Linked DNA regions of Mus musculus: region 1 is linked to region 2. The links are chromatin loops, found by intact Hi-C in ENCODE. Cell type or tissue: left cerebral cortex. All regions are shown on one strand. Each heading gives the region's core, and the rest is flanking DNA. Links, peaks and the distances in the headings are about the cores only.

Region 1 (11,835 bases), core at 4,236-6,735, 450 kb after region 2:
GTGACTAAAGCCAGTGTTTGCTATAGGATGTAGGGTAGGAGCAGGACATCTGTTTAAAGACTAGGGATGCTCTGATTTAGAAAACAGGATAAATCCTAAAACACACAACCTAGAAGAACATAAAAAGCACGGGACGTCCAGGGCTTTCTGAGAGACCGGACATCATGTCACTCAATAGGCACAGAGGATGCTGATGGTGAAGAGCAGAGGTATCTTAGGCAAAGCTCTGGGACAGGGCAGAAACCTGGAAACCTGAAACCATCCACTTTGCGCCATCATCCATAAAACAAGCGGCAATGTTGAGAGTGAGGTGGGACCTCCACACTCCTGAAATTGTCAAGATCAATCCCAGAAATTCTTCACAGCACAAGGGTGAAATCTTGAAGTGAAACCCTTCGTTCAAATCCCAGCAGTGGTTGCAAGTTTTGTGACTTTGGCTGAGTGATGGGCCACTTAAATTTTGCTTCCATCATTTATAAAATGGGGAGACGATTAGCTTCCTTACAACTGTGATGATCCGTCACATGACAGGATAAAGGGAAAGAAAACTTCTCACTGTCTGGCTACACATGGTGGCCACAGGGGACAAGTTGAGATGATGGAGATGCCCAGATTTCTGGTGCACATAAAATCAAACTCCAAATAGTGACCAGCATTACCCAACCCTTGCCTCCGTCCCCATTTCCTTTCCCACAATTCTGCTGTCACTTTTAGACCTACGTCGATTCCTCCATCCTCCATTCATCTGCAAGACCTTTGTATATTATCTTCATTCCTCATAGACTCCCACCTCACCAAATCAATGCCTTACCAGGAAAATCAGGTCCCTGGGGGTAATATTCTGTCAAGGCACTTGTAGCCTTTTCTCCCACAATCTGTATTCTGGGTTGCAATTGTCATCTACCCAGTTGCTATTTAGTGTTAATAACCCCCATTAGGATGCAAGGTTTCCATGAGAGGAAAATATGGTTCACTGATACATCCCTAACACCTTGTACAGTGCCTGGGCAAATGTTCTTAAATATTTGGCAGATCAGTAGAAGAAAAGACAAATATATGGGTGAATAGGTGCATGCATACATGGGGAGAGGCCCTTTGGTGTTATTTTAATCACATAATACCAAATTTTGGTTGAAGGATGAACTCCTACTTCTAATAAGGGTGTGGTGGTTTGGAAGCATAAAAAGTCTCTTTTGCAGGGCTGGAGCATTGGCTCAGTTGAGAGCATTTTGTCACTCTTGCAGAGAACCCGGGTTCAGTTCCTGACACACACGTGGTAGCTCAAAACCATCTGAAACTTCAGTTCCAGGGGATCCGACTCTCCTGACTTCTGCAGGCCTCAGGCACTATACACAGACTGTCATCTCTTCCACCATGAGAGTAGAAACTGGCCCTTAGGCTCCTTAGAACCGGGCTATTGCTGAGTCCTTGGCTTTACAACTGCCCCACCTACTGGTCAAAGTGTGTATTTCACAAGGGATGGGAGAAGCAGGAAGCAGGAGCTGAGCAAGACAAGGTGGCTTTGAGAGGATCCTTCCCTCTGCTCCTGCATCCCTCCATGAGCAGACTTTACAGGAGCACTGCCACACGCTGCTGCAAAGTGCTTATTAAACGGGAATCCACATCTTTAGAAAAGTAATCAGGATTCTGGAAATTATCGTTTGCTGAGTTACTAATTAACTCAGTGCCAAGGTTGGGTATCTCACTTTAAAAGCTGATGTGCACACCACGTGCTGAGTCTAAGTGTACATCCTGGATATATATGTATTCTTGGAGACCAAATTGTTGGTTCAATGGCCATGTTCAGCAATTTTTAAAACGCAATTACAGTATGCCTGCTTTCTGTGGGCCTCGGGCCACACAGCCGCCTCCTCTCCCAGTTATAAATCTCTGTAACCTCTCACATGTGGCAGCTGGGTGCTTGCCTATGAGAACATAAAGGATGTAGGGAAGGATGGGAGGACTTGAAGCCAGGGAGGGGAATGAGGTCAGTGGCTCCCTGTTTGGCTCCTGGTTCATCACATCTGATCTCTGTGATCTCTGATGGGCAATGCCATCTCCCTGAGATGCATTCCTTTCAAATACAAAAAGGAAAGTCAATGACATCAGAAGGGATACTAGCCTCATCTTACTCAGTGATGTAAAGGGAGCAGTCAGCCGCTCCCTGCCTGGAGTTAGTACAGGACTCAGTACCCACTCCTAGTCTACTGTCCCAAACACCCAAGGCCAGGCTCTGTGCACTCACTAGGTATACTGGAAAACTACCTGCAGAACGTGAGCAGATACTGTGTGTTATTTTCAAAATACCAGGTGCCTTCTTGTCAGTCACTGTCAGCCATCACGACTGACCTCTGCTGCCTGAAGCTCCCACCAGCACCACCAGCACCTGCCAACATCTGTACCCCCAGCATCTGCACCTCCCAGCATCTGCACCTCCCAGCATCAGTACTGCCAACATCTGCACCTGTCAGGATCTGCACCCATGCCCACCTCAGGACAAATCTAGAGACTCAAATCCTTTTGATAGCTTTGCTTTGCTTTGTTTAACACCTGTCTAAGGAGAGATGAAAGAATCCTCTTTACAATTAGACCAAAAACTGGGGATGGAGAGGGGGTGGGGTGTTACATACCTTGAAAGCTTTACATTCTGCTTAAAACATTATATCCTCATGTTTAAAAAATCTACACATGAGTTGGACTCTTAGCTTGTTTAAGTTGCTAAATGAGGCCTGGACTAGCAGCCTGCTCTTTGACTCTTTGGGAACAGTAGACTTCATTGGAAAGACCCAGATACTTCACATCCTGTTTCATCTTAGCTCTGTCTCTAGCTTATATTCTCTACCCATTTCGTGCCTTACTCTCCTTGCTTCTCTGATGTCATTTAGAGTCACGCTAGCCAACTGTGAAGTGGGGGAGGGAGCACTGCCTGTTTTTACCCACGGGTCCCTAACGTGCTTTCCTGGTGCACTTTCTGCCTCTGTGCTTGCTGGGGACGCTCACGCATCTGCACACTCTTCTGCTCTTTTCTCCATTCTGTCCATCAGGCATTTGCAACATCCTACTATGCACTTGTTTATGGGGCAAACTCTGGGGGCTCTCCAGACGAGTAAGACGCAGAGGGGAGGCAAGAGGAGGAGAGCTTTTGATAAGACACTCAAGGGCTTTTTGTCTGGCCTTCGCCATTCTCCAGCTGTAGGACCTTGGCTTGTGTAACAAGCCCGAGATGGGATTTGCTTATCCCTAGGCTACAAATCTATTGCTGGCATTTAAAATTACTATGTATCTGGTGTTACTTGAGCACAGTGTTAGATATGTAACTTTGTTACAGCATCTGCCCTCCCAGCTCTCTACACCTAGCAGCCATCCCTCAGCATCCACCGGGCTTGATTTCAGGACTCCATCTGACCCTGAACTTTGAGAATAGTTACATAAAGTGGCATCCTATTTGCCTATAACCTGTACGATGTTCTCCTGTATCCTCATTGAAACCATACTTGTCCTACGAAAAAGCCCCAACACACATTGTTTTAGTGACTTTTTCATGGTTGCCCCCAAACATCTGACAAGAAGGAGGTAATCGAAGGAAGACTGACCTTGGCTGATGGGTTTGTGGACAGGGAGGTGTGGGGATGCCACCTCCTGACTGTGGTGGGTGCTCCGGGCATGGCTTCCTTGCATCTTTACAGACCAAGAAGAAAGCTCCACCAGAAGTGGGTCTGGGCTTTAACCATCAAGTTCCTTTCCTACCAGTAACCACTTCCCCACCCCAAACAGCTCCCCAAACACCAATTTGGGAAAAGAGTTCTGAGAATAGCTCATTTTCAGGTGGTAACAAGCACAAATGCAATCCTGGAGGTTGTTAAAGAGTTTTAGTTAGAGAATGACAACAAGAACTAATCTCGGTATTAACACATTTTTTTCTAGATATTTCAAAACAGAATTGTTGAAGATGCTGGACTAGTGTATCTAGGAAGCTGACCACACACCTTAAGAATATCATGTCCATTAAGGGATGAGCCTCGGACAGCACGATGCTCCACAAAGTATTCTTTATTAACGTGAGGTGGGTTGGGGAGTCGGATCAAAGCCAAAGAGGACAGGCTAGAATGTTGTGACTCATTTCCATGTGTGCATGTGCTATGCATGTGTGTGTGTGAATGTTCACATGTATGTGTCTCTACATGTGCATGCATGTGCATGTGTGTGCATGCATGTGCTCATACATCTCTGTGTGCATGTGAGTGTGTGTGTGTGCGCTCACGTGTGTGTGTGTATGTGTGTGTATGTGTGTGTGTGTGTGTGTGTGTGTGTATGTACGTGAGTGTAGAGCCTTAGAGTTGGTGTCTGTGTCTTCCTTGATCAGACTCCACTTTATTCAGGGACAGGGTCTCTCACTGAACATGAAGCCTTCCATCTCTGGTTTAGGTAGCCAGCTGGTCCGAGGAATACCCCGTCTGTGCCTCCTGGGTGCTACCACTGCAGGCAGCCACCATGCCTGCCCAGCTTTTATGTGGGTTCTGGAGATCTGAACTCCTCACCCTTGTGTGACAACTGCTTATCCACTAAGCCATCTGTCAGGCCCCCAGATAGCTGTGTTTGGGTATGAGGTGTGGAAGACGGGAGGGCTCTCCATGGATGTCTGAAGGGCTGAGTACAGGTCCCAGATGGGTGCTGCCTGTGTCCTGGACTACCTGCCCTTGGGGGTTGCAGGCGAGGTGACATGGAATCAATGACACAGACTCTAGGAACAGATGAGAAAGGCTGCAGCAAGCGCTCTGAGCACTTGAGCTTCCATTGGTCCCAAGAAAGCATCTCTTCTAAACGGCAGTTCCCAATTGGCTGACATTGTCTGCATCAGAAATCCTTGGTCTCTCAGGCAGTCCTCAATTAGGTCCTCCTGCAGGAGATGCTTTTGCAGCTGGGTGGCCCCGACCATTCCTGCTACAGATGGGGATTCTAGGGTCTTGCTGATGAGCGGATTGTTTTCTTTGTTGCTGGTTACTGTTGTCATTTTGTTTTGTTTTGTTTTGTTTTGTTTTGTTTTGTTTTGTTTTGTAATTGTCAACTTGACCCAAGCTAGAAAGAGGGAACCCCAGTTGGAAAACCACCTCCATCAGCAGGTCCTGTAAACAGGCCTGTGGGAGCATTTTCTTAATTAATGATTGCTATGGAAAGGCCCAGCTCTCCCCTGAGCTGATGGTCTTGGAAGGTGTAAGAGAGCAGGCTGAAGAAGTCATGGGGAGCAAGCCAGTAAGCAGCACCACTCCATGGCCTCCGCACCAGCTCCCGCCTACAGGTTCCTACTTTAGTCCCTGCCCTGACTTCCTTTCATCATGAACTGACTAGAAGCTATAAGCTGAAATAAACCCTTTCCCCCTTATCTGTCAAGAACAGTGTTTATTACAACACTGGTGAGCAAGGGCAGAAGAGTCTCATGCAATGAGGGAAGAACTGGGCCACCTGTGGGGTGTGGAGGGAGGGGCTCAGTGCAGGGTCTCAGATGGTGGCCTTCAGGCATCCAGGGGGGCCATGTTTGGCATGATTCTGATGGCTGGGAATGCTTGAGGTTTATTAGGAAAGCAAACACCAAAAGACATTTTAAAAAAATCATATCAGTTTCCATATAATGCTAAACAATGTGTTCCTGATTGCGGGGCTAAGATCTTTCAGATTTTCTAGTGTAACCAGGAGACCCCCTGGGAGCCAGAATGAGTTCTCCTTGGTGATCTACCCAGATTATTGTCTGGTGTAGCCAGACCCAGGCCTCTACCGCCATCTACTGTGCAGGTCCTGTTACAAACATTGTTTAGTTTGGCAAGAGACACTGTGCTTCAAAGGGTACCTTAAACCTGAAGGCCAGGCCTTTCTTTCTTCCCCAGAGCACCACAGTATGACACAGCCGTGCATTGCTTAGCAGTGGAAAGCCATCCTCAGGAAGCCATCATTAGGGGCTTTACCGTGGAACTATGACAGCACTTAGGCCTAGCAAGCTACCCATGTAAACTGTGCAGTCTGTTATGTGGGCAAAGCCTGGCGCTCCTGGGTCAGTGGTGAACTAAACCACTTATGACCAAGCCAAGCAGGAGAGAAAATGGTATAATCGAAAGTCATTGAAAACAACAGAGGTGTGAAGCCACTGCTCTTATATCATTTGACTATAAACTTTGTTTTTTAATAAGTGAAAGGAATTTAAAAAATAACACTCTAAGACAGCAATAGAAAATATAATCAGTACATGAACTAGTGACCCTGTCCCTCGGTGCTAAGTATCATGTACTGTCTATAATTGTGCTTGGTGTATTTACAATTGGTTGCTCACTAGATTTGTTTACATTAGTGTTGCCATAGAAACGGCCACCATATACATAGTTCATTACTGACCAATATCTTTACAGCGCTCATGACTATTCATTCAGTTTCAGCAGAAAGCCATGCTTCAAAACAGGAAAGCATCATGCTTAAGGCTACAGGGCGTGGGGATGTTTCTGGTCTCAATTCTATGTAACTCTCAAGTCCTTCATCCCACTTAATGCCATTATGAATTGAAGAACCCGGGCTATCACATCCACCGCCTGCCTTCTCCATTCCTGGTCCAGCTACTTCCTCCTGAACGTCACCTGTCCTGAGTCATTGCCCATCTGTTTGCTTCCTCGCCCAACGTCTCCGCATCCCCACCGATCCCCATTTCATCTTCTTAGGGATGACACCTGGAAGCTGAGTGGGTGATGGAAGCCTAATTCTGGAGAGAAGAGAACAGCAAAGAAGACAGGAGGGTGATAGAGTGAGGATGACAAGCCCTTGCAGGGTTGACAAGGTTTGCTCAGAGATAGAAACACCCAGTTGCTATGATTTTAGAAATGGCAACAATTATCTCTGATTTTAGAGTTGCTACAATTGTCTCCGCTTTTTCTTAGGCGATGAGAAAACAAGAAGTAATTTCCCATGTTGGGGAATATGTGGCAGAACTGGAAACCAGGCCAATGTCACCCAGAAAGCTGTAGCTCCAGATGGCAGGGAGCCCAGCTGGTAGAGAAGTGCCCTCTGTGAATCGTGGCTGGCATCCTTGCCTCAGGTAGAGCAGTGGGTCCTGAGGGCGACTGAATAGGAAGTAAATGGCTATCTATATCTTTATTCTAGAAGCACGAGGTCTCTATCTGTCCATTAATATTGCATTTGGTTAACGCAGCATACTTAATGCACCTAAGATGGGTAAAATTCACTTTAAAGGGTCACAGAGAGAGGATCCCAAAAAAAATTTTTTTCAGCACATTTAAAGGCTGTAACTGTTGCTCTGTCTGCAGCAGGCTTGGTACAATAGTAAGAACAGCTGTGTGTGTGCAATGCTTCCCTTCCCATCTCTGTGTTCAGCAACTTCACACTGTCAGCTGCAGCCTAGGCAGGGAGCTGTGCACAGTAGGAACTGGCAGATGTGCTAGAAGGGGGGTGAGCTTCAGATGCCCACACCCTCTAGACCTCCACTCTCTGTAGACCTTGCCTGGCGGAAGTCTGTGTGCTCCAAACCCTCTCTCCAGTGCATCTGTCCACGGAACAGGCCTGCTTCTGAGCTCTCCTCCCAGCTCAGGATGGCCTTTTGGGAGCTCTTTTTTGAAACAGTAATCTTTCAAAAACCTGCACCTTTTCTGGCTGTTCCTCTTGATCAAGGGCACTACTGACCCCAAGTCAGATCCTCGGCAGTCAACCTAGAAGCCGCCTGGTTACGCCTTGAGATCCGTAATGGTGGATCTCTATTGCCAGTTTGATGGGGGTTTACAGCCACTCTGGAAACAAATGCCCGGGCATGTCTGTGAGGAGCCTTCTGGATTGGGTTGAGTCAGAAAGATACAACCTGAGCAGGCTGGGTCCCAGCCTGAGCAAAGGCCTAAGAGCAAGCTGAAACACCAACAATCTATTGTTCTCTGTTTACCGGCTGTGGATGCCATGTGACCGGTTCTTTCCTGATACTGTAGCCATGCCTTTCCTCCCATGAAGGACTGCAGAAAATTCGAAGCAAGCAAGCAGCCCCTTGTTGCCTTCGTTTGCTTCTCAGTCAGGAATTTTGCTACAGCACTGAGGACCGAGGAAGTACTGAATACAAGGTCCAACCCCACTGCTTAGACCGCAATGTTGCCTTCCCAGACATAATACAGCCAGCTCCTTCTGGACTCATACTATATATATATATATATGCAAAAATACATATGTGCACACAGATGTAACAATAATAAAGAGGAAGAGGTCATGAACTCAAGGTGAGATGAAGAAGAATGTGGAAGTGTTAGGGCCAGGAGAGGTGGAAATGGTATGAATACAGTACTCATGTACGAAATTCTCAAAACTAAAGAAGTGATTATAAAAAACAACATTCATGCAGTGAGCTACGTTTTAGGTAAAAGAAAAGAGGTACCAGCTCCTTGCCTTCCGAAGTCTGCTCGCCACAGAATCCCTGGCAGCGAGGGTTCTTGGCAGCATGTCAGAAAGGATATTTCAAGGCAGACACTAATGCGGTTACACATGTCTCTGCACTCAGCAAAAGGTTCCGCTTGTGCCCTGGAGGCTGTGCTACCTGACATCAGGCTGGCGGCTCTGAATGAGTCAACCATTGTCTCGGGCTGGAGAGCCAGAGTGGAGTCAGAAAACCTGAAGTCTTACTTACATGTTTCCTAAGTTCAAAGCCAGCGATCAGTAGAAGGCAGAACAGCGATGCTCCACCCTCGGACATCAAATCCCCCAGCTGTCAACTACATCAACTTTATAGACTGGGAGGAGGACAATGCTTGTGAAGATGGTGGCAGATTAAAACTCTTTGTGCTGTGACTCTGTCCCCACTCAGACAAGTGCAGAGAGCCTGACAGAGCCCAGAGCTGTGCTCCACCGGAGGGAAAGCTGCCCACAACGAGGACACTAGCTGTCTTAGTCTGTCAGTGCAGCCTCCAGAAAGGACACAGTTGGGGGTGGAGGAGCCTCACAGGACAGAGAACGCTGATGTGATCCCGGTTTCCCAGAGGTACGATAGCCAAGTCCTTATACCCATTATGCAGACCAGAAAGTTTTAATGACTTGTATAAGGACAGTGAGTGCTATCAAAACACCCTAGCTCTCTTTGCTCCAGGGCTTTTGAGAGTTCCACCTTCTTCTAGAGGTGAGGTGGCGCAGATGTTATTTCTCAGCAAAGGAAAGAGAGCCTCCTAATGGCTACTAACGGTATTTCAAGTTAACCAGCTGCCTTGGAGGTCTCCATAGGAATGTGCCGGTAGCTTCACTAGAGGGCGCCAGTGCCTCCTGAATGGTCACATTCCATCCAGGAGGTGTCCTGTGGCCAGTGAAAGCCACCTCCGAGCCAGGCTTTTCAGCAAACAGAGACCTAGCTTTCCCTTTTCTTTCATTCTTTGTGAGCCTGTTTGGTTTGTTTGTTTGTTTGTTTGTTTGTTTTTGTTTGTTTTGTTTGTTTTTGTTTGCTTTTAAGCACAAAGTCACCACGAAGTCTGAAGAATGGGAATGAGCTTGGTAGAAACTTTAAACCTCTCTGAACAAGCTACACACTAAACACAGATCTCTCCAAGTCTGCTCGGGCACCCATTTTCTTAGTCCAACCTAGGGGCTCTTTAACATGCATGTTTTTAGGCCCTACCCCAGCCTATGGAATGAAAACTCAGCTGGAGCCCAGCAACCACATCAAGACAAAGTATGGAAGGTTCTAAAGTCAAAGAAACGCAAAGATCTGTTGTTGCATCCCAGCCTTTAGACTAACCTCATCTGGTCATGTTGGACTCCCACAAAGTACACAAGAGCGAGGTCAGACGTCACCCCAAATGTGTCTGGCCCCTGAAGTCATCTGAGCCCTGTTCAAGGTGTGGGGGGTATACCATAGGCAGCACCCCTAAAGAATAAAACTCTTGCATTTTGTTGTTAATATTCTCTCTCAACCATGACCCAAAGACCCTAAGGATAAGCTATGTATGTACGTGCGCATATGCATGTGTGTGCACATGTGTGTGTGTATGTTTCTTGACACTTTTCCTAGTTAGATATCCGACACCCTTGCACTGGTTTTAGAAGTAAAACTATATTTCCTTTAGCATTCTAAGCAGAGATGAACTTGGCACCATTCAGTGGTTGATATATGCCAAATGTGTACTCCAAAGCTGATGTGTTGAAATCGTAATACCCAAAGTCATTCGTTGGTGGTGTCTGGAGGTGGTAATCAGGGTCGACGAGGGCATGACGTAGTACTCCAACTGGGGCATTAGTGGCTTTGTAAGAAGAGAGAATGCTGAACCCATGCATTTATCTCATCTCGCCAATGGTGCCTTCTTTCCTGTTAGCGCAAAGGAAGAAGCCTTCACCAAATGGTGGTGTTCCGTGCTTCCATGTACCAGCCTTCCAAAACGTAAGACAATTACTCATCATTCTTGGAATAGGCTTACTATTTCTTTGAAAATTCATACACGTATACAATGCATCTCGATCATGGTCACCTCCAGTCCTCCCCCGAACTCCTCCCAGATCCACCCCTACCCTCTGCTAACTTCATGTGTTCTTTCTTCTTCTTTTTTTAATCCTACCAAGTTCGACTTAAGAAGCTCATCTACTCAGGAGTGTGGGACCATCCCTTGGAGTATGGCTAGCTAAAAAGCACAGACACTCTTTCCCCAGAAGCCTCACCTGGCAAGAGTTCCTCAGCCAGAGCTTAGAGACTGGTGAGTGTCACCCCCACCCCCAAAATCACCCATACTCTTTATAAATTATCCAGATTCGCTTGTATCTCATTTCAGCAATGGAAAATAAACTTAAATGAGCACTGGCCTACTTATAAATACTTTCACTCCCTAGTGACGGGCTGCCTAGTGTTGAGGAGTCCCTTTCTAGAAGCTTCCCATTGTATTATGTCTATCCCTGCAGTGTTAATGGGATAGAGGCATAGAGTCCTTTGTCTATCCGCAAACAGTAGGCGTGGTTTGAGTTACTTACACCCAATAATCAGAAGCAACGGGAAGATGGGAAGATGGGTCCTTTATAATGGAGAACACCAGAGGAGGAGAAAGAACGATGAGAAGAAGCAAGGTAGGAAGAGCTTTTTGAGCAATTCCAAAGTAGAATTAGATCTCTGTAAGGATAATGCTGTGAGTTCAGAAACCATGCCCCTCTCAACTGCCTCTCTGGGCTTCCAGAGACACAAGGCTACAGCTTCTCGGAGTATATATAATTCATGACCCTATAGGGGTGACATATCAGAATGTAGTGGGGAGCAAAAAACAGGGGGCCATGGGAAGTGGTAATTCCGAACACACAACAACCAAAGAGAAAGTCACAAGCAAGAGCTCTGTGAACCGGAGGTGCTGCCTCGGGTGACCTCATTGTCATCTTGGCTGTGAGCATATGACACCCATGCTTTGCACAGAACATGCTACGCCAGCAAGTGCACACAGAGCTTGGCCCAGATTTGAGACTCTAGCACGTTATGAGTCTGTGTCTTTGCTGTACACACAAAGTCTTCTCCTCTTACAAAGCACATGGATTTAATTATAGGAACCAAAGGGGACAAACATGTTCCTGTCGTCTGTCCTTAGAATATGGCACTGTGTCCATTGCTTTAACTACTTTAAATATTTAGTACTTAAATACTTTGCTTTAAATAGCGCTGGTGGAGTATGTGGGGCTGGAGATCTACCAGACACAAAGCCCTGAGCTCAGTCCCAGAACTTTAAAAAACCCAGCTATGGCAGCATCTGCCCATTCTCCCCGTGACGCCAGCACCCCAGTCTGGAAGAAGGATCAGAAAACAGGAGCCAACCTCGGTTACACAGCAACTTTGACATCAGCCTGGGCTGTGTAAGA
Region 2 (11,835 bases), core at 3,663-6,162:
TGTTATTCCTCTCTTGTTTATTTAGTTATTTCTATTTTTAAGAGAAAAACTCTGCAATCACGTACGAGCTTAGGAATAAACTCCAACTCTAAATCAGAATAGATACAGACTGTTGATAAGGCCTGAGCTATAGCCTCAATTGGGCCATTGACTGGGTGGGGCTATTTGTGGGGTCATGTTTCCTTCTCCTGGCCCCATTTTGTGAGTTGCCGACTGACTGCTGCTGCCCCACAGAGGTGGCCACCAGAAGGATAACCCTGTGTATGGGAAAGGGCTTGATGATCTCAGCTGAAAATCATGGTTAGGTTCATCTGGGAGCCACATTACCCAGAGGCAAGTCCTCTGGGGGCCCTGTTTCCCTGGGAATCATGCCAGGTTTACTGCACGCACGTGACAGTTTTGGCAGAGCCCAAGGGAGTGAGCCCCTGTTGCAGAAGACCTGCTTCTGAGGGCAGTGACATGGCAGGGTGTGAGAAGCCCCTTGTGTCCCATGACCTTGAGCAAGGAGATCAGGGACCTGGTGCTGAAATCTGTGGTCACCTCCAAATAACGAGTCCCTTCAGGCTGTTAATGGGTGAAGGAACTCGTTCCGACCACCCAGCCAGCGACCTGCCAGAGCTGATGAATTCCTCCAGGAACGCTTGCAGTTCTGGTGGGGGAGATGTGTGCCTGCAGCGATCACTTCCTGCGTGAATGGCCTGGAGAGAACCACCCACACATGTTAAGCTCCTTCCTGTTCTTTACCTGTGTGCCGATTAGCTGTCTCTGGAACACTGATGACCTACCGGGTATTCTGGAAGGTCTGCATTGTCTCCCAGCTCAGCTGAGGTGGGATTCTGAACGGATCCGCCTGGGTCTGGGCTCCACAGCGGTTCCCTAACATCCTCCGTGTTCCTAAAATCCACCCCAGGCTTTGGTAAGACCTGGGTTCCGTTGGACCCCCAGCATCATCCCATCCTCCCTCCTGGTGTAAGTAAGTATACCACTGTCTCCTGGTGAGGTGCCTGCTAACCGGCATGCCTCATTCCTCCCCTAATTCCTTTGAAATGTTTAAATACAAGCGCACCTTTCTGGAGAGTAGGGAAACACATGCCCAAATACACTCTTCTTTGTGTTCCCATCACGGAGCTAAGGGTCAGTAGAGAATGGGCCCTCATAAAGTGTTATGGCCATGCTGAGGAGAGTCAGGGAGATCCAGAGTTTGGGGTCAGCCTGGGCTACAAAGTGAGTTCTAGGCCAGCCTGGACCATGTGGTGATACCTCATTTCAATTTAAGACAAAAAGCGTTACTCTTCACCCTGACGGTCCCACTGTTTGCCTCTGCTCCGATGTCCCTAAGCTTCCCAACTGAAATCTCAATGCTTCTGTTCTAACCTAGACCTTATTATATTAACCCTCTCTTGCTTAAATTGCTACATTCCGTGTAGGATAAGGCACCCCATCCCCAACCCTGCAGCGGCTGAACACCAGCTGCCCATTGGGACCCTGCATGGATCCCCACACTGCCTCAGCCAGTCTGTGGGACCCCTGCTTCCCTCCTGGCTTTCCACCGTGGCTCACTTACAAGTCTCTGCTTCTCATCTGGTTCACGCTGAGGGTTTCAGAGCCTGCAGATCGGGACTGCAAAATGCCTCTCCCAGGTTCCAGCCTTGCCTGGCTGTCTATTTAGTTCCTGGGTGATTATCACAGTCCTGGCTGTAACCAAGGAGAAAGCAGCTCCAACAGGAACTAACCAGCATCGACTTCAGGCTTGCCTGCCTGTGTGCACCTTTCTAAGCCTTTTGCACAGCTTTGACCTTCTCTCTTGACATATTAAACGCTGTTTGAGGAGAACACTGTAAGCTTTGCCTCACCAGCTTTTCTCTGGTTCTTACGAAAGTTCATCAGGGTGTGCCATCATGGTTTCTTCTGAAGGGGCCAAAGTTCAGAATTCTACCACCTCCAGCTTCATCCCTTCCATACCAAGGTCCCTTCCCAGCTTGATACTTAGTTACCCAAGCCCATTCTCCACCCCAGCCCTCTTCCTTCCTTGTGTCCTTCTCTGAAGCCTTCCGTTGGGTCCTCTGGGATGTGGATTTCTCTTGCCTTACCTGCCTTTCCCCCACACAGTGTGGCTCTCCACCAATAGATGGATGTTTCCATCCTGAAGATGTTGCTCCCGTGTAATGACAAGCCTCTAACAAGTTTGAAAATCTACTTCACAAATACACTTTGCCAAGCACCTGCTGCACACATAGGCCACCAGGTGAGCTGGAAATGGTAGCCTTCCCCAAGTCAGCAACAAACAGAGACATCAGACCACAGAGTGGGTTGGATGGCAGCTCTCCAGGTGTTTTTAACCTGGAATCTCAGCATGTCACCTAAGGTCACTCCCTCCTCTGTGGTTTGGCTTTTCTTGGCTTCTGACAGGAGGAGGTGAAGCTGCGGAGGAAACTTACTTCTTTTCTTGTTTTGTTTTAACTCGTGTGTGTGTGTGTGTGTGTGTGTGTGTGTGTAAAATCCCCCGGAACTGGAGTTACAGACAATTGTGAGCTGTCATGTGGGTGCTGGAAATGAAACCCAGATCTTATCTGGGAATTAAACCTAAGTCTTGTTTTTGTTTGTTTTTTGAGACAGGGTTTCTCTGTGTAGCCTTGGCTGTCCTGGAACTCACTTTGTAGACCAGGCTGGCCTTGAACTCAGAAATTCCCCTGCCTCTGCCTCCCAAGTGCACCACTACACCTGGCTTTGAACCTAAGTCTTATAGAACTGCTCTTAACTGCTGAGCCATCTCGCCAGCCCCTGAGTCAGGGACTCTCACTGAGTCTGAAGCTCATTTTTGACACTGCTGGTCAGTGAGCCTTCAGGATCTTAATCTCTCTTCCCCGTAGTGCTAGAATTACAGGTATGCATGTTCATCCCTTTGAGATGAGTGTGGAAGGCTCGAACTCATGTCCTCTTATGTAGAGGGTAAGTATTCTTTCACCTCCTCAGCCCTATCCTAACTTTTAAAGGCAACTTTCAATTTGGCCCCTCCCAGCTTTGAGTCCTTTATCCCAGACTTTTCTCATGACTTTTTTTCCCCTTCTAAATCAAGATACCACATGATAAAATTTGGGAGTATTTCCTTGCCAGGCAGAGAAGGAGGGACGGAGAGAGATAGAGACAGAGACAGACAGTAGAGAGAGAAAGACACACACACACAGAAAGAGAGAGAGAGAGAGAGAGAGAGAGAGAGAGAGAGAGAGAGAGAGAGAGAGAGACCAAGGCAGCACCTGTGTTGATAGCTTTATTGGAACATGGAAACACAGAATGGACTTGAAGTTCCACCTCGGCTGATGCTCCCCCAGGCTTCATGCACCCCGTTTGTGCTGCCAGGAAAGGCTCCAGAAGAAAGTTTACATGTGCAGGAATCTTCTGATGTGGCAGGTTGTCCCTGGGCACTGTGGTCTTGAGTCTGACTGGCTGTCTCTCTGATCACGCAGGTCCACCAGAGATCTTGTGCCTCCAGTTAGTTGGCTGTGACTTAAGAGACTCACCTGCCATTGGCTCCCAAGAAGATGTCTAAGTGGGTCTCTTGGGCTTTCAGAGGGAATTTGATAAAGATACTCAGTGGTCATCTCTGGGAGTTATCAGGCCAAATTACTCCTTGAAGTTTATTGGCAGGCTAGCCCTTAAAATATTGCTGTGGACCATTCTTTGCCTGTTTCCCTGACAACTTTAACTAAGCTTCTACTATGTGTGAGTACTCTTCCAGAGACCCAACAGGCAAAGGTCAGCAGAAGGAACTCATGCATAGAGGAGGAAGATAGTGTCCAAGAAACCACAGCTGACTATCATATTATAAGATATAATATAGAGCCAATGGCTTCTACATAAAGTCCCATGGTGTGTGGCAAGGGCCTGGTATAGGAAGGGTCAGAACAGACAAGGAGGAAATCCCCAAGGGAATGGTATTTTCGATGAGATCTCATGATGTCAAGTTGTCCAGAAGAGAAAGGAGCATTTGAGGTCATGGAAATAGCACTCCGAGTGCCTTGTTTGCTAGAAATAGTAGATCTAAATAAAACAATATGACAAACAGGGGTGGAATTAAGAGAAGGTAGGGGATGGCAAAGCAGGAAGCTGGAGGAACATGGAAGCTGACAAGGCCAGGTTGGCGGGCTGGTCTAAAGAAGGTTCTATCCTGGATGTGACAGAGTAGGCTATGAATTTTCACAGCCTACTGAGGCTGTTGTGTGGAGAACTGATGGGGGTAAGAAGGTAGGGTGAGTGTAGGAAAGAGATCTAAGCAGCTTTTCCAGTTGTCCCGATGGAGACTACAGCAGCAGGGTCATGTGAGACAGGGAAGATGAGGATTATCAGTTGGGTGGCGGATATGTGTTGGAGCTAAGACTCTAGTGTCTGCCATGAGAAGAAGCAAGGTAGAAAGAGGGGCCGAGGCTGACCAAGGGTTTTGAAACCCAGGATATATCCTCTGCTTGAGAAGGAGGGCTTTGGAGAAGCAGGCGAGGGAGAAGTTGGAGTGGGTAGTTGTGGACTTGTTAACAGTAAGGTACCTTTGAAGTATGCAGATGGAGGTGACCCAGTGTCTCATGCTTTGCCTACAGTTGTGAATCAGCAAATAATTTCCTTATGTTTGGTGACTAAGGTCATGGATGCAGATGAGGTCTCAAAGGGAGACCTAAGGTGAGACGTCCCATCACTGAACTCCAAGGGACAGTCACATCTAATGGTTGTGTGGAGGACAGCAAGTCACAAAGAGGGCTGGAAAACCACATAAAAGGTGGACATGGCGGGGGTTGGGGGTGGGCGTGGAGGCGGCAGGAGAGGGTCTTGGAAACCCAAGGAAACCTGGGTATCAAGGAGGAGTTGAGGTCATGGAAGGGCAACAGCAATGAGGAGTCCTCGGGGAGAGAAGTCCACAGATATCCTCTTCTCTCTGGGGCTCTCGCCAACTCCACCTCCTTGAATCTCTCAGTCATTCTCTAACTATAGAAAGGGAGTCTACTCATTTACACAGAGGAATATAGAGCTGCTCAGAGGGGCCAGGGATTTGTTCTGGTCATGTAGCCAGATGAGGGTGGCATTAGGTCAACCTACACATTTGTACTCTCTGCATCTTCCCAGCTTCTGTCTGTGCTTTCCTGGGACTCAGTAGACACACTTTGCCCCACAAGCCCACTGTACACTACTTCTTGTTGAAAATGAGCACCATCAATGGCTGTAGCTCATCATGGAGGGCTTCCTGAAGGGCTAAGACTTGCTAGAGGAGGGTTAGCTGAGTTAAGGAATTGTCTTGGCTTCTCTTCTGAGTATCAGTGTAGTTTAGAAGGCATGGACATAAGCCTGGATTTTTATTTATTCATCCATTCATTCATCCATCCATCCATCCATCCATCCATCCATCCATCCATCCATATACTCATTCATCCATCATCCATTTGTCCATCCATCCACACATCTTCCCACACATCCATTCTTAGTACCTCTATCCCAGACATACTTTCTGGCTGAGTGGCCTGAGGTACATTCCACACTACCCTGACTCTCAGTTTCCATCTCTGTAAAGACTGGAGAGTGATGCTTATCCTAAGCATATGTATATAAATTATGAGAGCCTGTGTAGGCAAAGTATCTGGAACTTAGTTAGGTGTCCATGGAGGGCAATTTCTTTCCTCTTCTTTCTCTTCCACTCGCTTCTCTTCTTTTCTGCTCACATTGAGACCTCGCAGGGAAGCGAGGCTTCTCAGTGCTTTATGATAGTATCCTTTGCCCTGCTTGGCAGATGTGCATGTTTTCTATAGAAGCACGTCCATGTACACCTGTGTATCCATCTCTGTCCTGCTCTCTCTGCTCATGACTCCTAGGGCCAGCACCAACATGAGCTTTGAACCCAAGGAATTCTGCCTAAGGATTTTAACCTGTCTGAAATCTGCTCCCAGGGAAGATGTTTTGTGTGTTCTGTGAGCCTCCAGGCTCAGGCTGAAGTTTGTCCTCAGTGGTTTGGTGGGGCTTGGTATACAGGGGCTCCAGAAAGGAGATCCAAGTGATAAGGCCAGCATCTTGGTGTCCTGGGCAGGATCTAGACAGCCTCATAGGACAACAGCCCCATTCCTTCCTGTGATGGTGTCCTTTCTGTCTCTTCAGACAGTGGCTCCCCCAGTTGCTCCTTTGAGGGTCCTTCTGGGTGTTGCTGGAGGAAACGAAGCCTCCACAGGCTCTTGCAGCAGCTTAGGAGGTTATTGGAGCATATGGTGCAAGACAATGCTGTTTTCCTGTAGAGACACAAGCATAAGTCAGAGCTGGGGTACTGACATGACTAATCTTGCTTGTCAGCTTGACATACACGGAAAGAGGGACCCTCAGTTGAGAAATTGCCTCCATCAGATTGGCCTCTCTGTGGGGATTTTTCTTGATTGCTAACTGATGTAAGAGGATATAGCCCACTGTGGGTGGTACCATCCCTAGGCAGGAGAGTATGGGCTTTGTAAGGAGCCTAGCTGAGCAAGCCAGAGTGAGCAAGCCAGTAAGCAGCCACTCTCTTGGTTTCAAGCTCCTGCCTTGAGTTCTTGCTTTGGCTTTCTGCCATGATGAACTATATAGCCTATAAGCTAAAATAAACCCTCTTCTTCCCAAATAGCTTTTGGTTATAGAGGATTTGTTGTTTGTTTGTTTGTTTGTTTGTTTTCACAGTAACAGAAAGCAGGCTAGAACAGGTGGTCACTGAGACAAGTCCATGGGATGAGCCCTTGTGCTGTGCATCCTCTAAGCCTGGACTAAGCCTGTGGGATTCTCTTCCCTGTCTAGAGCAGTTAAGTTTTACAGGCAGAGCAGGGAAGGCCATCACCCTATAAGGAGAAGCAACCAGGGGCCATGCCTACAAATCCCAGCTCTGTTCCTATATGATCCTTCCTCTGAATCTCATATGGAGCTACTCATAATTATATATTCTCCAACTCTGGTAAGAACCCAGGGTTATAAAACACACCAGAGCGAGCACCTCATACATTAGGGGGCCCAGGCAATGAATGTTCTATCTGTGCCACGTTTCAATGTTCACAGTGCTGGAGATGGAACCCAGAGAGAACCATCTCACACGTCTTGCATGAGCTGGGGAAGCTTGGCCAGTGGGACAATCAAGCTCTCTGCTCCTCCTTCCATACAGGGAGAGGGATGGAGACTCTACTTTCCTTGCTCACTTCTGCTAGTCACACGGTGGCTATGGCTGTGGGTGCCTGGCTTTGCAAGGCTCCGTGGACAAAGACTCTGCTGATTCCCAGCCTCCTTCTGTGCGTGGCACACCCTGGCTGAGTCACTGCCGGGAACTCCCAGGTGGCCCTTGGCCCTCTCTCTTAACACTCTGTACCTTCGTCTGGTCGGCAAGGTCAGGCCTGTGGCATTTCAGAGGTTTCTGCTCCCACATGAGCAGCAATGCACATATTTGGCCAAGCTAGCAGGGAGGTGTCCGCCCTTGGACGAACATTCCACTAGCTCTGAGAAAGTACTTCTTGCTGAAATTACTACCGAGGAGCCACTCGAAACTGAAGCCTTTGCCCTCTAAGGAGCCTGCCTAGTAATTCATCATGACATATTCACAGTAAAATGTCAGCACGTAGAACCAACAAAAAGACACAGATAAACAACTCAGGTAATCCCCCTACTCCAGCAAATCCTCTTGGTTCACAATTCATCTATTGGATATTTTTGAATGAAATACACTAGCCAGCCAAACAGATCCTATTTTAAGTACATAGACATGATTTAAAGACTATGTAAGTAAAGTCGTTGAAATTCATGAGCACCTGATTCACTCCAGCAAATATTTTGTTTTGCCTTCATTTATTTTATGTAGATGGTATCATGTTTTATGATTTTTTCCCCCTCTGAGGCTGACTTTTTATTCATACCTTATTGCCCTGAGGCAGGTCTCTCACTGAACTTGAAGTAAGATCCTTCGGGTCGGCTGGCAAGCTCTGGGGCTGCACTTGTCTCCACCCCTCAGTGCTGGGGTTAGAAGCACATGCAACCATGTCTGGCTTTACAATGTGGGTTCCAGGAATTCAAACTCAGTTCCTTGTGCTTATGTCTCAAGAGTTTTTACCTACTGTGCCAGCAACTCAGCCCACATTTGCCTTCATTTTAATAGCCATGTTTTATTTATTTTCCTTTCTGGGATTGTTTATGAAAAGCCTTATACATCCCAAAGTCATCAAAGTGTTCTTTTTTTTTTTTTCTTCTACAAGTTTAAATGTTGTGATTGGCTTTTGTGTGTCACGTGGTGTACTGGCTGGCTTTGTGTGTCAACTTGATAGGAGTTGAAGTTATCACAGAGAAAGGAGCCTCCCTTGAGGAAATGCCTCCATGAGATCCAGCTATAAGGCATTTTCTCAATTAGTGATCAGGGCTGAGAGGGCCCATTGTGGGTGGTGCCATCCCTGGGCTGGTAGTCCTGGGTTCTATAAGAAAGCAAGCTGAGCAAGCCAAGGGAAGCAATCTAGTAAGCAGCACCCCTCCATGTCCTCTGCATCAGCTCCTGCCTCCAGGTTCCTGCCCTGTGTGAGTTCCTGTCCTGACTTCCTTTGGTGATGAACAGCAATGTGGAAATGTAAGCTGAATAAACCCTTTCCTCCCCAACTTGCTTCTTGGTCATGATGTTTTGTGTAGGAATACAAACCCTGACTAAGACACGTGGCATCCAATACTTTTTCCCCCCTTTTTCTTCCTGACCCCTCCCATTCCTATTTTTAACGTGCAAATGGTTTTCCTACCTGTGTGTGGTGCTGACTGAACACCTCCACCTGATCATTGTTTCCCTTTGGGTGGACATGGAGTTGATTCCAATGGTATTTTTATTCTTAATTATACCAAAAATCTACAAAAACGTCCTCCATTCTTTGCGATGGACCTGCCAGTTTTTCCAGAATTTTCCTCAGAACTGTGGTTGGGTTTGTTGCTCTTCTTTTGACCAAGCCTTTGTCTTTTGCTTCACTAATGTCTGCTCCATGGTTGACCTTTTCTTTACTGTGTATGGGTGCGCGGTGTTGATCTTTTTTAACTTTCCAAGTTGAACTTTTAGTACTTAAATTTCAAACCCATTGTTTATGTTCTAAGCACGTACTCCTGCATTTCCCTTGGTGGACACTTTGAGGAATGGAGTATGTTTCGAAGTCTTGTTTACATTGTCCTGCACTCAACTCTATTTCCTAACAGCTTAAAGACTTTTTTCCTTCACTCCACCAACTAAGGAATGCGTTAGCAAGTTAGCATAGGTTTCTTTTGCTACTTAACTTTGTCTTCATTAGAGGACTGCTTTATGAACAGAGTTCTAGTAGATGCTCAACTCTTTTTCTTCGGTTTGTTCTTTTGAGACAGGATCTTGCTATGTAGCCCTGGCTGGCCTTGAACTCACAGAGATCCACCTGCCTCTGCCTCTGGGAGTAAGTGTCTGCCACTATACCCAGCTTTAGACAGCTCTTTTGTGTGCCGAATGTGTTCTGCTTTTGTCGGGAGGGAACATTACACTTTCAATTGTAAATCGAAATAAAGAATTATATTCTTATATTGATAGTCATATACCTGGTTTTTAAATACTGATAATATATTATACATTTTATATTATAATGAGTTGTAAGTTTTTCTTTGTGTTTCTGTTAGCTTTACATGTTTTTCAAGCTAGGGTCATTTGGCACATATGAATTAAAATGATCTTTCTGATAGATTAGCTCTCATCAAAATACATTGGCCTTACTTATCCTTAACAATAACTTCCACTCAATGTTTATTTTGTATGATATTAATAGAGCTAGATAGATTTCTTTTTGTTATTATTAGTGTATGGTACCTAATATATGTTCTTCCTTATAATATCAATATTTCTGTTTTATATATGTTAAGTCTGTTTATTTTAAAATAATCAAATCTGACAGCCCCTCCTATCTTCTTTTAAAACTTTTCTTACTATTAAAACCTTACTTACTGTTATTATTATTATTACTATTATTGCTATTATTGCCTGTTTGGTGTATAGGGCATGCAAATGCTGTAGCTTGCTTGCCATGGTCAGAGGACAGGTTCAACCAGCCAGTTCTTTCATCACCTCTGCATGGCCTCTGGGGACTGTGCAGCACGCTCAGTTGAGCCATGTCACAGGCACTTCTGTTGAGACAGTGTCTCACCCTGTAGCCCAGGCAGACCTTGAATCAATGCTCCAATATCTCAAGTCCCCAGTGCTGGGACTGAAGGTGTAGGCTGCCAAGCCTGGCTCTTCATATCCTTTTAATTTGGACATTTTATTCCATTGGCCAATGAGATTACTGATAGAGTTTCACTTTTTCCTTTCATCTTGATTTCTACTTCACCGTTAACATACCCTATCTAACTGTCCCCATTTTTTCTTGCTGTCTTCCAAACTGCACCTTTCTTCACTTCCTTACCACAGCATCATATGGATTTGTGTACATGCGAAGTCCAGTGGCTTAGGCTATCAAACTCACCAAACCATGATAGGAGTCCCTCAGTGTGCAGACTCCAGCCTAGGTTCATAGAGACACTAGAAGACTTTCCAGTCCTCAATGCCTCTCATAGCCCCATAACCCATTCTGCCTTGACCCCCACCACTTGCTGCAAAAACTGTTAACAGGGCTCTAAGAGAGAACAGGGCCACCTTTTCATTGTCCTCTCCTGGGAACACTTCAATTGTCCCCTGAGATCCCCACTCTGTCCCATGTGGAAGAGGGGAGGCTGACCTCCCCCAGCCCCTGCCTGTGTTCTTCGCTGGGCTCACGACAATTAGTTTCAGGATAGAAAAACCAATACCTAATTCTATCAATGAACTTTAAAAAAAAATTGATGGTTTTATTTTTCCTTCATCACTAATTTTTCTTTTCTTTTCTATCTTTTCTTTCTTTCCTTCCTTTTTCCTTCCTTCCTTTTTCCTTCCTTCCTTCCTTCCTTCCTTCCTTCCTTTCTTCCTTCCTTTCTTCTTTCTTTTCTTTTTTCTTTTTATATATTGGGGGATATCGAGAGAGCAGTATTGGGGAGCGAACCTTTCTATTGGGTCTGAAAAGACAGTAAGGCGGGAGCTTGGGCCAGCTGCAGGTCACATGGGGAGAAGGAAGCCTGTTGACAGTGAGAAGCCGAGCTGAGAGCTGACCGAGACCAGTCCCTGGTGACCTCAGCACTGGTTCTAGTCACACTCCAGCTACCCTTGACCTCACAGCTCTGAGGCAGTGGCCACCTCCACTGTCCTTCTTTACTGAGTTTCTGTTGCTGGTGCTTACCAGTGGCCAGAATAAGACTATTCCTAAATGCGGATTTGAATGAACTGAAGGTGTTAGAATCCATTCAGCCACCAGGGGTCAGAACCCAGCATCGATGCTCCCTCATGGGATGCCTCCCTCAGCTCTTCTCCAGACTCCGGGCTTCCTTCTGTGATATTAGTAACAGCAGCATCCCGGGACACGAGCTCCCAGGCCTTCTTGCGTTGAGCTCTACTGCCTGCAGGACAGATGGTCAGATCGAACCACCGACTGCTCTGCTTGTGTCTGCAACTCTGCATATGTTGTTCCTAGCACCTGGCATACCCTTCATTTCTTCTCCACCTTCAGGGTGTCGGGGCTGGAACCCAGGGTCCCACACCTGCTATCTCTACCACAGAGCTATGTCCCCAGCCCTTTATTTCTCCTTTGATGACCCTTTCTACTCCCGTTTCAAGGCTGTTCAGTTGTCACCTCCTTGAGCAGCTGTCTCTGAGCTCTCCCATAATTACTGCCTCCTCTCATGTTTCTGCACTTATTTCCCTGAGCTGGCCACTGGATTGCTTCTCTGTCTCCAAGACTAAACTAAGGGTGTCAT

What was found. A loop is a pair of places that touch in the nucleus more often than their neighbours do. Peaks named below come from ENCODE experiments on the same cell type or tissue, not always from the same donor. Only the 100,000 strongest peaks of a DNase experiment are listed, where the experiment ranks them.
Region 1: a loop joins it to region 2, with 6 times the contacts of the local background. A loop is called at or near these places in 8 of 42 quality-filtered maps.

The regions. Positions count from the first base shown.
Region 1 is chr13:53,773,287-53,785,121 of GRCm38, reverse strand. It overlaps Gm34439 (a long non-coding RNA gene), which reads left to right. Exons shown (of 4, transcript XR_382405.3): 2 at 10,567-10,697. Among named protein-coding and RNA genes, the nearest start is that of Gm34439, 8.5 kb to the left of the region's middle. In left cerebral cortex, for the core only: a CTCF peak has its summit at 5,781 (motif pointing left); a DNase peak (open chromatin) is centred at 5,775.
Region 2 is chr13:54,227,602-54,239,436 of GRCm38, reverse strand. It overlaps a transcript of Hrh2 not described here. Among named protein-coding and RNA genes, the nearest start is that of Gm16578, 10 kb to the right of the region's middle. In left cerebral cortex, for the core only: no CTCF peak of the experiment used is centred there; a DNase peak (open chromatin) is centred at 4,980.